2 separate regions of the Mus musculus genome follow, and region 2 is linked to region 1. Evidence: chromatin contacts called from ENCODE Hi-C or POLR2A ChIA-PET data. All regions are on one chromosome and are shown on one strand. Each heading gives the region's core, a stretch centred on a gene start or an enhancer-like site at or near the end of the contact. The rest is flanking DNA. Distances are from core to core; before and after follow the strand shown.

Region 1 (6,468 bases), core at 3,290-5,789:
TTGATGGCTTTAAGGAAGAGAGCCCAAGGAGAAAAGCCTTTGGCTGGAGCCAAAATTGTGGGTTGTACGCACATCACTGCTCAGACAGCCGTGAGTGCTTTTCTTAATAACAGTAATAATCGCACCAGTTATTGAATGCCAGCAACTGCCAGCACCAAGCTAACAACATTATTTCATTAATCCACAAAATGCTATGTAGGCAGGTATTCCTTTTTCCATTTTGTAAACAAGGAAACCGAGGCCCGAATGCTCGAGTAATCTGTCAGAGTTGTACAGCCAGGAGGGCACAGGCTAAGCTTGATCATGAGTGTATAGGTGAACCCATGAATGCTTTCTCCTGTCTCCTACTTCTCCATCAGCCTGCCCAGAGTCCTCTCTCTGAGACTGTATACATGAGAGCATTCAGCAGCAAGTGAGAGAAAACTGATTCGACCTGACCTCAGCCTATAGGAACTTACTACATTGTGTTTCCAGAAGTCCGTGTGTGGAAGGCAGGCTGTGGCTGGGGTGGAGGAGTCTGTTTTACTGCTTGATGATTTTTTTCAGAACTGTCTCCACATTTTATCACTCCATACAAACTGACTAAGTGCTTACAGCTACATAGTCACCAAGGACACTATGGAAGGACTGCTTCTTCTGCTCTCCTAAGAGCCAGAAACCTTCGCTGAGGTCCTGCAGGACAGTCCAGCATGCCATGAGCAGGACTGGTTACATGCCCCTGCTGGACTAGTTCTAAGAAGGGACTAAACTCCCCATGACTGCCTTAGACCAGAGATTGCTCCACTCAGTGGAGTTAGCTCCTATTTATAAGCAAGGTACTTTCAATGCCCCTGAATTATTCTGAGGTAGAACTTAGATACACCATAATCTATATGTTATATGAAATTTAAAATTTTTAATATAAAATCAAAACTATAATAGGGAGAAATAAAAAGTAATTTATAATAAAAATATATTTCAATATATAAACGCTTAAGCAACACTATAATAGTCTGATATCTGTACTAACTAATATAGATGGAAATGTAGGGGATTGTCTTATGTGAATGAGTGTTTTGCTTGTGAGTATGTAGGTGTTCATGTGCTATAGAGCCTGCAGAGGCCAGAAGAGAGCACTGGACACTCTAGAAATGGCATTATAGACTGTGGTGCTGAGAACCAAACTCTGCTCTCAACTGTTGAGCCATCTCTCCAGATCCTGTTTTTTGCTCGTTTCTTTTTGTTTGTTTGTTTGTTTTTGTTTTTTGAGATAGGGTTTCTCTGTGCAGCCCTGGCTGTCCTGGAACTCACTCTGTAGACCAGGCTGGCCTCGAACTCAGAAATCCGCCTACTTCTGCCTCCCAAGTGCTGGGATTAAAGGCATGTGCCACCACGCCCGGCTTGCTCATTTTCTTGTGTGTGACGGTATCTCATGTAGCCTCTACTGGTTTCTAACTTGCTATTTTAGCTAAAGCTAGCTTGAATGTTTAATCCTTCTGTCTCCTGAGTACTGTAATTATAGACATGCACCACCATGCCTGACATTATGTCCAGAATATTAAAACAACATTTTCATTGATTTTATGAAAGGAAAAGCAACTCTTTCCAACTCCTGACAACCACAGTGAAAAGTCAGCATTCTCTATTCACTGATACAATTGTTGCATTCCTAGAAGGACTGTTACTGAAACTATAAAAAATACTTCTGTCAGTACTGATAGTCTCTAAGACCAAATAATTTTAAGTTAGGATTTTCACCCATGTGAACTTTCATTAGGACAAATGAAGTTTATTCCAGATCAGCAGTTTTTTCTTGTAAGTGGATATCCTAATCTTCATTGTTTCAGATCCCTGGCCTTTCTTCCCCCGACAATCACTGTGGCAAACTAAGTAGTCCTATAGTACTCTACATCTCTTCTTTTGAGTTGTCATCCAAAATGTAGTAGGTTTGGAGTTCCAAATACATTGAGATCCAAAGGAAAAGTGGTGTATTGAAAACATTCTAGCACTTTTTATGGGACTTGTAAGATTTAAGTCATCTTCCTTCTCCCCGTCTCTTTCTTCTAAGACAGGGTCTCATGTAGCCCAGATGGGCCTCAAAACTGCTGGGTAGCTGAGGCTGGTCTTGAACTCATGATCTCCTGTCTCAATCTCCCAGATGCTAGAATTATGGGTATTATGGGTGGTATATGCCACCATGCAAAAACTAGCTAGTGTGCATGTGCTCGCTCTGTCTTTGTTCTGTGCGCTCTCTCTCTCTGTGTGTGTGTGTGTGTGTGTGTGTGTGTGTGTGTGTGTGTTTGTAGAGGCCAGAGGTGGGGATCTTCAGTCACTATCATCTTATTTTTTGAGAAGGGTTTCTCACCAGGCAGTGGTGGCACACACCTTTAATCCCACCACTTGGGAGGCAAAGGCAGGTGAATTTCTGAGATTGAGGCCAGCCTGGTGTACAGAGTGAGTTCCAGGACAGCCAAGGCTACACAGAGAAACCCTGTCTCAAAACAAAACAAAACAAAAAACAAACAAACAAAACAGAGAAAGAGAGAGAGAGAGATCTCATTGAACCTGCAGCTTACTGATTGGCTGGAGTGGCTGGCCAGAAAGCCTCAGAGATACACTTGTCCCTGCTCCCCTATCAGCAGGCTCACAGAGGCACTCCATGGCACCCAGCTTGTACATGGGGGTTGGTGATCAGAATGCAGGCCTCCATGCTTGCACAACAAGCACTTTACCCAGTGAACCAGCCTTTTCAAGCTGACATTGCTACGTAGCAGATGAAGTTGGTATTGGTCAAACACCTGATCTTCCTGCCTCTTTCCTGAGTGTTGGGATTTCAGAAACGTGTACCAGACCCAGTTAGTTAGTTAAGTTGTTTGTTTTTCAGTGCAGGAGACTGAACCCAGGGCCTTACACAGACTGGACAGGCATTCCTATCACTGAGCTTTATCCCCGGCACGTCAGTCAACTTGGAAGAGACTGTCCCTCAGCACTCACTCACATGGTCACATTGTTAATGAAGGGCAGACAGAGATTCCATGGAGACAGATAGCATCTGAATTCCCTCTGAGACTGCTGAGTTAAATGGCTCTGAGGAAAAGGATACCCTGAATTCCTAAAATTAACACAATAAATTAAAATTTAATTTCTTTTTGGAGCTACAGATTAATGAATTGAGGCAAAGCATGCTTAAAATCTTTCCTACGCTTCTCACATGAGAATTCAGTGTGATAGCTTAAAATAGGAAGTCCTCTACGTACTGGATCATGTTGCTAAGTTATATCTAGTTTGTTTTTATCTCAGACTATTTTCCTGAATGAATGAATTATTATTAATTTACCAATTTAATATCATTTTATTATTTCTATCCTAATTTTTTTTAATCTCTGTAATTTTTCTAACTATGTTTGCATTAATTATATAATAATCTAATATTACCTCTATATAATATAGAAATATAAAGGCTGAGGGCTAGAGATGTAGCTTAGTTAACTGAGTGCTTGCCTAGCACCACAAAGCCGTGAGTTTGATCCCCACCACCATTAAACCCAACATGGTGGTGCGTTCCTGTGGTCCCAGCTCTAGAAAGGCTGGCAAGAATATTACAAGTTCGGGGTCATTCTCCACTACCTAGTGAACTAGCTTGTGCCCAGCCTGGGCTATTGGGTTACATAAGACCCAGCCCCTCCCAAAAGAAACAAGGAGGAAAAAGGGAGGAGTCTCCTATGTCCCCTCTAGTATGTAGTTAATCATTTCTTAGTTGGGTCTTCTAACCTAATTTCATTGCTGTTGCTACTAAATTATAATAAATTTAAGTCAAGGAACTGGAGAGACAAGGCTCAGCAGTTAAGAGTGCTTGCTACTCTTGCAGAAGACCAGAGTTTGTTTTTCAGCACATGCTGGAGGGCTCACAATGGCCTATAACTCCAGTTTCAGGGTATCCAAAACCCTCTTCAGGCTTAGCAGCCAAGGAATTTACCTTTTGAGCCATCTTGGTGGTACCTTGTTTTTAATTTTTCTAGATGGTCTCACTATGTATGTAACCCAAAGTAGCTTGGAATTGTCTGTGTATCCCAAGCTATCCTTAAACTAAACTTCTTCCTGCCTCCTGAGAGCAAGATTATAAGTATACGCGACACCACACTTGAACATTTTTGAATGCAGGTTCTTAGTCTCATTAAGGTCGAAAGTTATACTTGAGTTAACGACATTCCTTCAGCATTTTTTCCGTGCCCAACCCATTGTTTCCTGTTCTTACTTAATGAGTTATAATCTACTATTTTCAATATTTTAATGCTTATTTTATCCTCAGTTTGTCCAAAAGATGCCCCAAATGTGGTTTCTATGGCTTATTTTTAAAAATTGTTTCTTTCTCTCTTTCTCTCCTTGCCCCCATGTATGTGGGGCAGGGAGAGGGTTTCTGTTTGTGTTCATATATGTGTGTATGCATGTGGAGGCTAGAAGTCAACCTCAGTTGTCTCCCTCAGTCACATTCCATCTTATTTTTTTAGGCATACTCCAGCTGAATCTAGAGCTCACTGATTTGGCTCGAATAGCTGTCTATCTGGCCAGCAAGCCTCAGGGCCCTCCCGTCACCACCTCCCGGTGCTGGAATCCAGGCACACACCATTGGGATTACAGGCACGGTCCACTGTGCCAGCTTTCTACATGTGTGCTGGGCATCCGTACTCAGGCCCTCCTTGCACTTTACCTGCTGAGATACCCCTCCAGCCCACTTTAAAATTTGTGTGTGTGTTGTGTGTGTCTGTGTGTTCATTTGTGCCTGTGTATACAGTCAGAGAATAAAATCAGCTGTCCTTTTCCCTAATAGTCATCCACTTTGTTTGAAATGGGGTCTCTTCACTAGCCTGGTGCTCTCCAAGCAGGCAACAAGCTTCAGCAGTCTGCTGTCATCAGCCTTTCCCCCTTAATTTTGTTTTACATGAAGATCTTGGAGATTAAACTTGGGTCCTCATGCTTGCAAGCCAGCACTTTCCTGACTGAGTCTCGTCCCAGCCTTTGTCTTTGTCATTTGGCCTTTCTTTTCATTCCTCAAGTATTTTTCCTTGTTTCTGGTACATCATGATCTACTCCTATCCACTCTTCCCATACACGCCTTGGAATAAGACCTTTTTGAAGGAACTCACAGGGGCTACTTTCAGTGGACCTTGGCACTATTCAGCTCTTGTTCCTGGATCCTCTTTTGTTAATTTTGGAAAGTGACTGCTCACTAACTCTAAATGGATTTGCTTTGCTCTGTTCTCTCTGTCTTTACTTTTGGGAACTTCAGTGACATGTGTCAGATCATTTGATAATATCCCATTCATCGTGGCTGGTCTGTTCAGTTTGTTTGGTTTTGTTTCCCTACTCTCCTTTGCTCTTTGTGTTTTAGTTTGTAATTTCTCTTCTGCTGTCTTTAAGGTGACTAACTGTCCTTGAAAGTGCCCAGTCTAGAAAGACTAAGGATTCTTAGAACCTTACATGGCTTTTCATTATGTTGTGATCTTTTTTTTTTTTTTTTTTTTTTTTTTTTTGTCTGTTTGTTTCTGGCATTGTATTTCACTTGTTTTTATAGTTTCTATCTCTGTTAACTTCCCTGTTTGTGAATATTGTTATCTTTTTATTAACATAAACATGTTATTAATCATAGCTTTTGTTTTGCTTTCTTGGAGACAGCCTCACTTAATCCAAGCTTCCCTTGAATTGGAAATCTCCATGTAGCTAGGGATGACCTTGGATTTCTAGTTGGGTTCCTCTGAGTGCTGGGATTACAGGCACGTGCCACCACACCTAATTTACTGAGCGCTGAAGGTCAAATCCAGCGCTTCAAGATGCTAAGCAAATGAACTTCTAGCTTTTGTTTTCACATCTTAAAAAGCTTTGATGAGTTTTTCATTTCCATCAGAGTCGTGAACTGCCTGGAATTTCAGCTGGGTTGAGCACTATAGGCTTCAGGTTTCTTCAGCAGTGGACTGAAGATGATAGGTTACTCAGACTGATTGATTATAGGTTATTTCCCTGGTGTTTTCTACTTTGCCCTCAGCTTTCAGCTACTTGAACACCAGTATGCCACAGAGGGGCCTGCCTTACCTGAAGCCATTGACTGTTGTTTTGTGGTAGGGCTCGCCTTCTTGGTGAGGGTAAGTGAGGGTCTTGAATCTTCTGATCCAGTCAGTATTGACTGCTTAGTATTAAGCAGGCATCTGTGAGGGGAGGGCTTTCCTAGTGTCTCTGTTGCTTTCTATAGCTGCCAATTTTTTTCTTTTAGTTGGTAAGTCTAGCAGAAGATACTTTCTTGTCTTTTGTGGAAAAAGAGAGAAGTAATGGATCTTTTATAGTATTATAAATAGTGACCTACCCTGAGCTCTGGACAGTCCCTGTGAATCTTCCAGTTTTGCTTTCCTGTCCCCCATGAAGAGTTTTTGCATGGCTCTTAATGCAGACATGATTGCTAAACTTCTGTTACTTAAGGCTTTTGCTTTCTGTGAGAGA
Region 2 (6,225 bases), core at 3,143-5,642, 41 kb after region 1:
AAAAACCTAAAGTATGGATCTAGGTCACCCAATTCCACTGTGTTACCTGGAGTCTGTCATATCCAGCCATAGGAAAGAAGGAAAAGAAAAGGGTCAGGTAGAGATTTATCTTTTAAATCATACTAGAATATGAGTCCAGTTGCCTGTTCTGTCTCAAAGATGACCCAAGTTCAATTCCCAACACCCACCCATATGTTAGCTCACCAGTATCTTACTCCAGCTTCTAGTGAGCCAACATCCTCTGCTGACACTGCAATATACTCTTAAAAAAATAATAAAAAAAAAAAAAGGAAGGAGAGAGACTGCTTAAAGACACTGGTGCACACTGATTACTACATAACCCCAGGTCCAGGCACTATATAGCCTCTGCTGTATCGTGTGCCTCATGTGCTCTGTTTTATCCTGTCTGCCTACTAGTCTAGAAACACAGTACTTGAAGACTTCCTGCAACATATTTTTAGGCTGTCTTAGTGCCAGGTACCATCTATTTAATGGAGTATTTTATCTTTGTGAATTAGCATGCTTAAATAGGGAAAGGAGTGTGTTTTGTCTCTAATTATTCCTATTTTTACCATCAACATTCCATCAGAAGCCTGAGTTTGGAAGTAAAAACCTGGGACAAGGGAATTTGGTAGCATAGTGTTGTGGGAGTTTTTTTATTATTATTAATATTATTGTTTAAAGGTGTTGCTTTCAATTATGTATCTGTGTATGGATATGTGCATCTGAGTGCAGGTGCCTGTGGAAGCCAGAATTACCTACAGATGGTTGTGAGCCACCTGATGTAGGTGCTGGAAACTGAAATCAGGTTCTCTGGAAGAGCATCGAGTGCTCTTAACCACTGATGCATCTATATACTAGCTCCAGTAGTCCAGATTTCAAAATACTGGCAGCATCAACCAGCCTGACATTACCTCCCAGGTATACTTCTGGTTGTTTCTGTGACCAAGGATATTCATGATTGTCACTCTTTGGTAAATAAGCTGAATGGCCTACAGTTTCAAAGTTTTCAGTTGATTGAAGTTTCTTATGACTTCATCCAGTTTTTCCCCCAGACATCTTCCACTTCATGACAAGTTCTGAATATCTATCTGGGCTTATCTTGAGCAGATAGAGGTCCAGTCTTTGCTGTTTTACCATTCACTAGAAAAAGATTACATTCTGATTCTTAGAGATCTTCACATTTTCAATTCCCATCTCTGAAAGCAAAGCCAGATGGAGCTCTAGGCTCAGTTACCTTTAGATAGAAGCCAACGGGAGAAGACCTCCTCAGTGCCACTCCAAACACATCAGTCTTTGCCCTAGGGATAAACAGGAAAAGGAAGAAAGCCTCAAAAGGAGACCCTGTGAGGATGTTCCTGACCAGCTGGGATCACAGGAAAATCATTTCTGGGACTGTCAATCCTAAGTGGCAATTGACTGCTTAAGACAACAGGTACACAAAGAACAGAGAGCTAGACAAAGAACTCTTTAGTAAGAAACCCAATGGGCTTTGCTATGGCAAGGGTGTCGCACTGAAGCAGGCATAACCTAAGCATGGATTGTGGATTTTAATGTAGATTGTACATTTTTAAGAGTTTTAACAAATTATACCCTGAAAAATTCCAAAATCAAGTAGTTTGTGCCTTGAGCCAAAGACTTTCTTGGAAATAAATTCACATGAGTTTATTTACAAAGCCAAGATATTGCAACAGGAGATTTTTGCTCTCCAGGGGATATATTGCAATGTTTAAAGGCATTTTTGGTTGTCATAACTAAAGGGAAAATGCTGCTGGCATCTGTTGGGGACAGCCAAAAGCTCTACTGAACAGCTTAAAACATATGGACACTCTGCCTTAATTTTTCTGTCCAAAATGTTAATACACCATAGATTGTGACCCCCTGTGTTAAACATACAGAAATGTGGTATGCAAAACCAATGAAGAACCAGGCTTAGTGGTGCACACCTGTAACCCCAGAACTTTGGAGACAGGAAGATCAGGAGTTCAAGGTCATCTTCACTTAAACCATGGTTTAAGCCAGCCTGAGCTACATGAGACTGTGACTCAAAAAATAAACAACAACAACAACAAAAAACCACAACGGGGGTTGGGGATTAAGCTCAGTGGTAGAGCGCTTGCCTAGCAAGCTCAAGGCCCTGGGTTCAGTCCTCAGCTCTAGGGAAAAAAAATCACAATGAAGCTTGACCCTACGAAGAAGCTTACATCCACAGTGGCGTAGGAGTGGGACTGGAAGACTGGTGAAATGTTGGGGACCATGAAAAGTACCCAGAAATCTCCAAAGAATATGGTCTTGGTTGATGTCCTCCTTCCCCCTATCACCTGCCAACTAGCAGAAAGGTAAAGAAGAAAAAAGTTGAGGGCCTGGGGAAATGGCTCAGTCATTAAAACCACAAATTGCTCTTGCAGAGGAGCTGAGATGGTGGCTCCCAACCATCTGTAACTCGAGTCCCAGGACATCTTCCCTCTTCTAGCCTCCATGGGCACCAGGAAGCATTTGCTGCACAGACAAAAGACTCATATGCATAAATAATATATTTTTTTAAAGAAATGGGGTTAAGATCTGTACAAAGTCTCATGTCTGTAGTTCCAGTACTCAGGAGGATGAAGGAGGGTTACCATGGCTAGGCTACATAGTTCTAGGCTATTCTGAGCTACAATGTGAAACCATGTCTAAAAAAGAATGGAATTATTCCTAAGAAAAGGAGAAATAATTCCATTGGTTGAGAAGAATACAGTACTAGAATTTGGGATCCCAGCAAAGTTGGTTTGATAGCAACATACCTAATACAGTTAGGAGGATCAAAAAAAAAAAAAAATGTAGAGAAGTAGGAGTCATCTTAAAGATCAGTAGCTGTGCTGGCTGGTTTTGTGCAAACCTGACACCAGAAAGAGTCATTTTGGAAGAGGGAATTTCCATTGAGGAAAAACACCCCAGCAGTCTGACCTGTGTGTGCGCAAGTTTATGGGGCATTTTCTTGGCTGATGGTTGATGTGGAAGGGCCTGGCTCACTGTAAGCAGTTGTATTAAAAAGCGAGGAGGGACAAGCCAGAAAGCACAGTTCCTGCTTCCCTAGGTAATGAGCTGTAGGCTATCAGATGAAACAAACCCTCTCTTACCCAAGTTACTTTTGGTCATGGATTTTTATCACAGCAATTGAAACGCCAAGACTGAAGTAAACCAAGTGAACGGAAGTTTCTTCTATAGAGCAGCATACTTACCACACTGAGACAAGACTTAATGTAATCCTTGGGTGTTCTCTGTGCTTCAGAATTTCCTCATCAATAAAAACTGGATTCGTAAAAAATAACCTGTCCGGAAGAGGTGTGGTACCAAGAAAACACATACAACGCTTGGCACAGTCCCAACTCAATGATCCTTTCACTGTCTTAAAGTCATGGGTTACCATAGCGATTTGGTCCCTCCCATTCCCTTCATCCATTGTCAAGCCAGACCTGCCAATATATTTAAATTGTATTCGGGAGAGAGCCGAATCCACAGCCTTCAACTACCCGGTTACCTTCTGGTTACTTTTAGCTCTTAGGGCGTAGGATTTTTTTTTCTTTTCAATTTAAATATTTATTTGTTTGTATATGGGAATCGGGGAGGACACCAGGAGCATGTGTGGAGGTCTGGTGTCAAAGGACAACTTTTGGCTGTTCATTCTCTCCTTCCACCAAGTGAGGACCCGGGGATCGAACTCAACATCTTAGACTTAGATTAGGATTGTTTTAGAAATGGGAAGGAAAGAGCAGCGGGTGAGGGTGGGAGCTTGCCATCTATTCGCACCAAAAAGAAGGCGCCCACACAGCTAGGGACAAATGACAGGGAGCAGCCCTCAGGGATTTCAGTTAGGTCCCTCCCCGCAACTCTCATTCTCTCCTCCAAGAGTTCTCTTCCGAAAGCTTCCTGAGAGGGTAAGTTTATGGTGTGGTGGCTCAGGTTATCCTGAAGGCCAAGCCCTTTCTGCGACAAAGCGGGATGTCACAGGCGTGCAGCAGCCTGGATGAGGGGGTCCGGGTCTAGTACCGCCGAAACGTAGGCACTTTGGACCAGGGATGGACTAGGGCTCTCAGGAAAAGGCTGCTATGTGGGACAGGAACAGCACTGAAAAGAGCATGCAGCACGGAGCTAAGCCGCCTTGCGCTCAGGGTTCAGAATTCGAATCGTGGAGCTGGACGTGGAGTCTACTAGTCCCAGGCTACCAGCAACTGAGCAGTAAAAATGCCGGGGGTCCATGGGGAAAATATTCCTTGAAAGAGCCCCCGCCTCTGGATGGCTGATTAGCCAATCGCATCTCGGGGCGGGGCCTCGGAGAGTAGTTACAGCCAATCGGAGTTCAGGGGGCGGGGCCTGGTCCCGGGCGCGCGCTGTGGCGGGGTCGCCCTGGGCAGAGATCTTGGAGCTACGGTAGGGAGCCGCTGAGGCGAACCGCTGAAGGGAACCTTCCCAGCATGGACGACCCCGCGGCACCGGGGCCCGCCGGCTCTCCTGCTAATGACAACGGCAACGGGAACGGCAATGGGAACGGGAACGGCAACGGCGGCAAAGGGAAGCCGGCCGTGCCCAAGGGCAGGGAAACGTTCCGCAACCAGCGGCGGGAGTCGGAGGTGAGGAACCCGGAGGTATCCGCCAGCGGGAAGCGGCGGCTGAGGTGGAGCGGCCCTCAGCCCGGTCCCTTCCCGCTGCGGGTCGCCCGCTTTCTTGCCTTGGCCTGCGGTTTTCCTAACCGGCGCGAAGAGCGTAACAGATACTTTCCAGATACTTGACAGCTGCCGCCCGGTGAAGCCGGAATTTGGATCCCGGTGTACCGATGGGGAACCAGCGCATAGAGGTGCAGGGACTGGACGGAGGGGCGGGAGCCCGAGCTCTGCCGCGGGAGGGGAGGGTGGGCTGGCGGGCAGCACGCCCTCCCTCTTCACACTGCAGCAACTGGCACTGGACTGGACCAGACCAGCCTGGAGCACCAGCCTTCCCCTTGCTATATCTCCTGCCCTCGGGTGATGGCGGTGGCTTAGGGAGCGCCTTCCGCGAACAGCTCGCCCCTTTTCTAGGAGGGTTGAAAGACAGGATTCAAGCTGGGATAGGACCAGGGCGACGTTTGAGAGTAGCAGTCCCAGGATGCAGCTAATGGGATGGCTATTTAAATATCTTCCACCTTTTCTTAGGAAAAAAACAAAACCAAAACCAAAAAAAACTAACTTGGGACATGGAAAGGAATGAATTATTATTATTCCCCTACATTTTATCTAGCCATATTCCATCTATCAACCAAGAGCAAAACTGCATACAAGCAGGGACTCAGGGGGAACGAAATGTATGTGGAAGGGGATGTGAAGGTCATCTGGTTTAGCCTTTATTTGATTCGATTTCATCTGGATTTAATTATTTGAGACAGCCCATGGCAACGTCTATTGACAACTTGCCCTGGCTGGGCTTGAACTCACTGTGTAACTGAGGAGAGCTTTGATCCTCCTGCCTCTGTTTTTCAGGTGTTAGGATTACAAAATATGCTACCACAGTGAGCCTAACCTTTCATTTTACTACGTAGAAGCCACGGAGTTGGGGGGATGTGGCTCAGTGATGGAGTGCTTGTGTAGCTTACACAAGACTCTAAATTGATCCCCAGCAGCAGAAAAGGGGTCTGGTCATCTAGAGACAAAAGGTAAAAGAGATAAAACCAACTCTCCTGAGATCAGACACTTGGCTGACAGTGAATGGCCAAAACCACCAAGTTTCAGTGTCTGTCTGGCCAATTGTCTGTCTGTCTGTTTCAGTACCTCCATTTATTATCTGTGTGGCTTTAGGCAAATTAACTAACCTAGTTTCTTTTGTAAAACAGTTACCACTGAATAACTCAGAAGGTTGAGATAATCGAACACAAAGCCTTTTAAACAGTTCATATAATTAATTGGTCAGTACTTATAACTGTCATCATTCTCGTTAAGGGGCAGAGGGAGTCCTAGTCTGTGGTGATTCATTTAAATAGTATTTCACAGTTTCCAAAGTGATCAATCTGTCTATTTGGTTATTTGTTGTACAGAGACCAACACTAGCATATACACTGCCATTAAGCTCTCACCCCCGTCTCCTAGTTCCTAAAAGGTAAATGGAGCAGGGGAAACTGCCCCCAAAGTCACCATCTTGTACAGACAGGGTTTCTTTGTAGGGATTTTCTTTTAAAAGTGCCTTATACCTCCTTCCTCAAGAGAGACATTGGTGTGT

Evidence for each region. Hi-C counts contacts between places; a loop is a spot of excess contacts on that map. ChIA-PET counts read pairs that join two places held with the same protein, here RNA polymerase II (POLR2A).
Region 2: POLR2A ChIA-PET joins it to region 1 with 11 read pairs in embryonic stem cell. The contact joins the promoter of Strip2 here to the enhancer-like site in region 1. A Hi-C loop is called at or near these places in 3 of 37 maps with a recorded cell type or tissue (all heart). POLR2A ChIA-PET finds 5 or more read pairs at or near these places in 4 of 5 experiments (Patski and embryonic stem cell).

What each region holds. Positions count from the first base shown.
Region 1 is chr6:29,871,197-29,877,664 of GRCm38, forward strand. Ahcyl2 (S-adenosylhomocysteine hydrolase-like 2) reads left to right here. Exons shown (of 17, transcript NM_001171000.2): 4 at 1-90. Among named protein-coding and RNA genes, the nearest start is that of Strip2, 43 kb to the right of the region's middle. Within about 2 kb of position 4,540, at least 1 of the 3 ENCODE cell types and tissues checked has a DNase peak (open chromatin) inside an H3K27ac peak, as active enhancers do; it is heart, where a contact is called at or near this core.
Region 2 is chr6:29,912,621-29,918,845 of GRCm38, forward strand. Strip2 (striatin interacting protein 2) reads left to right here and starts at 4,393. Exons shown (of 21, transcript NM_177204.3): 1 at 4,393-4,610. The coding sequence starts at 4,455.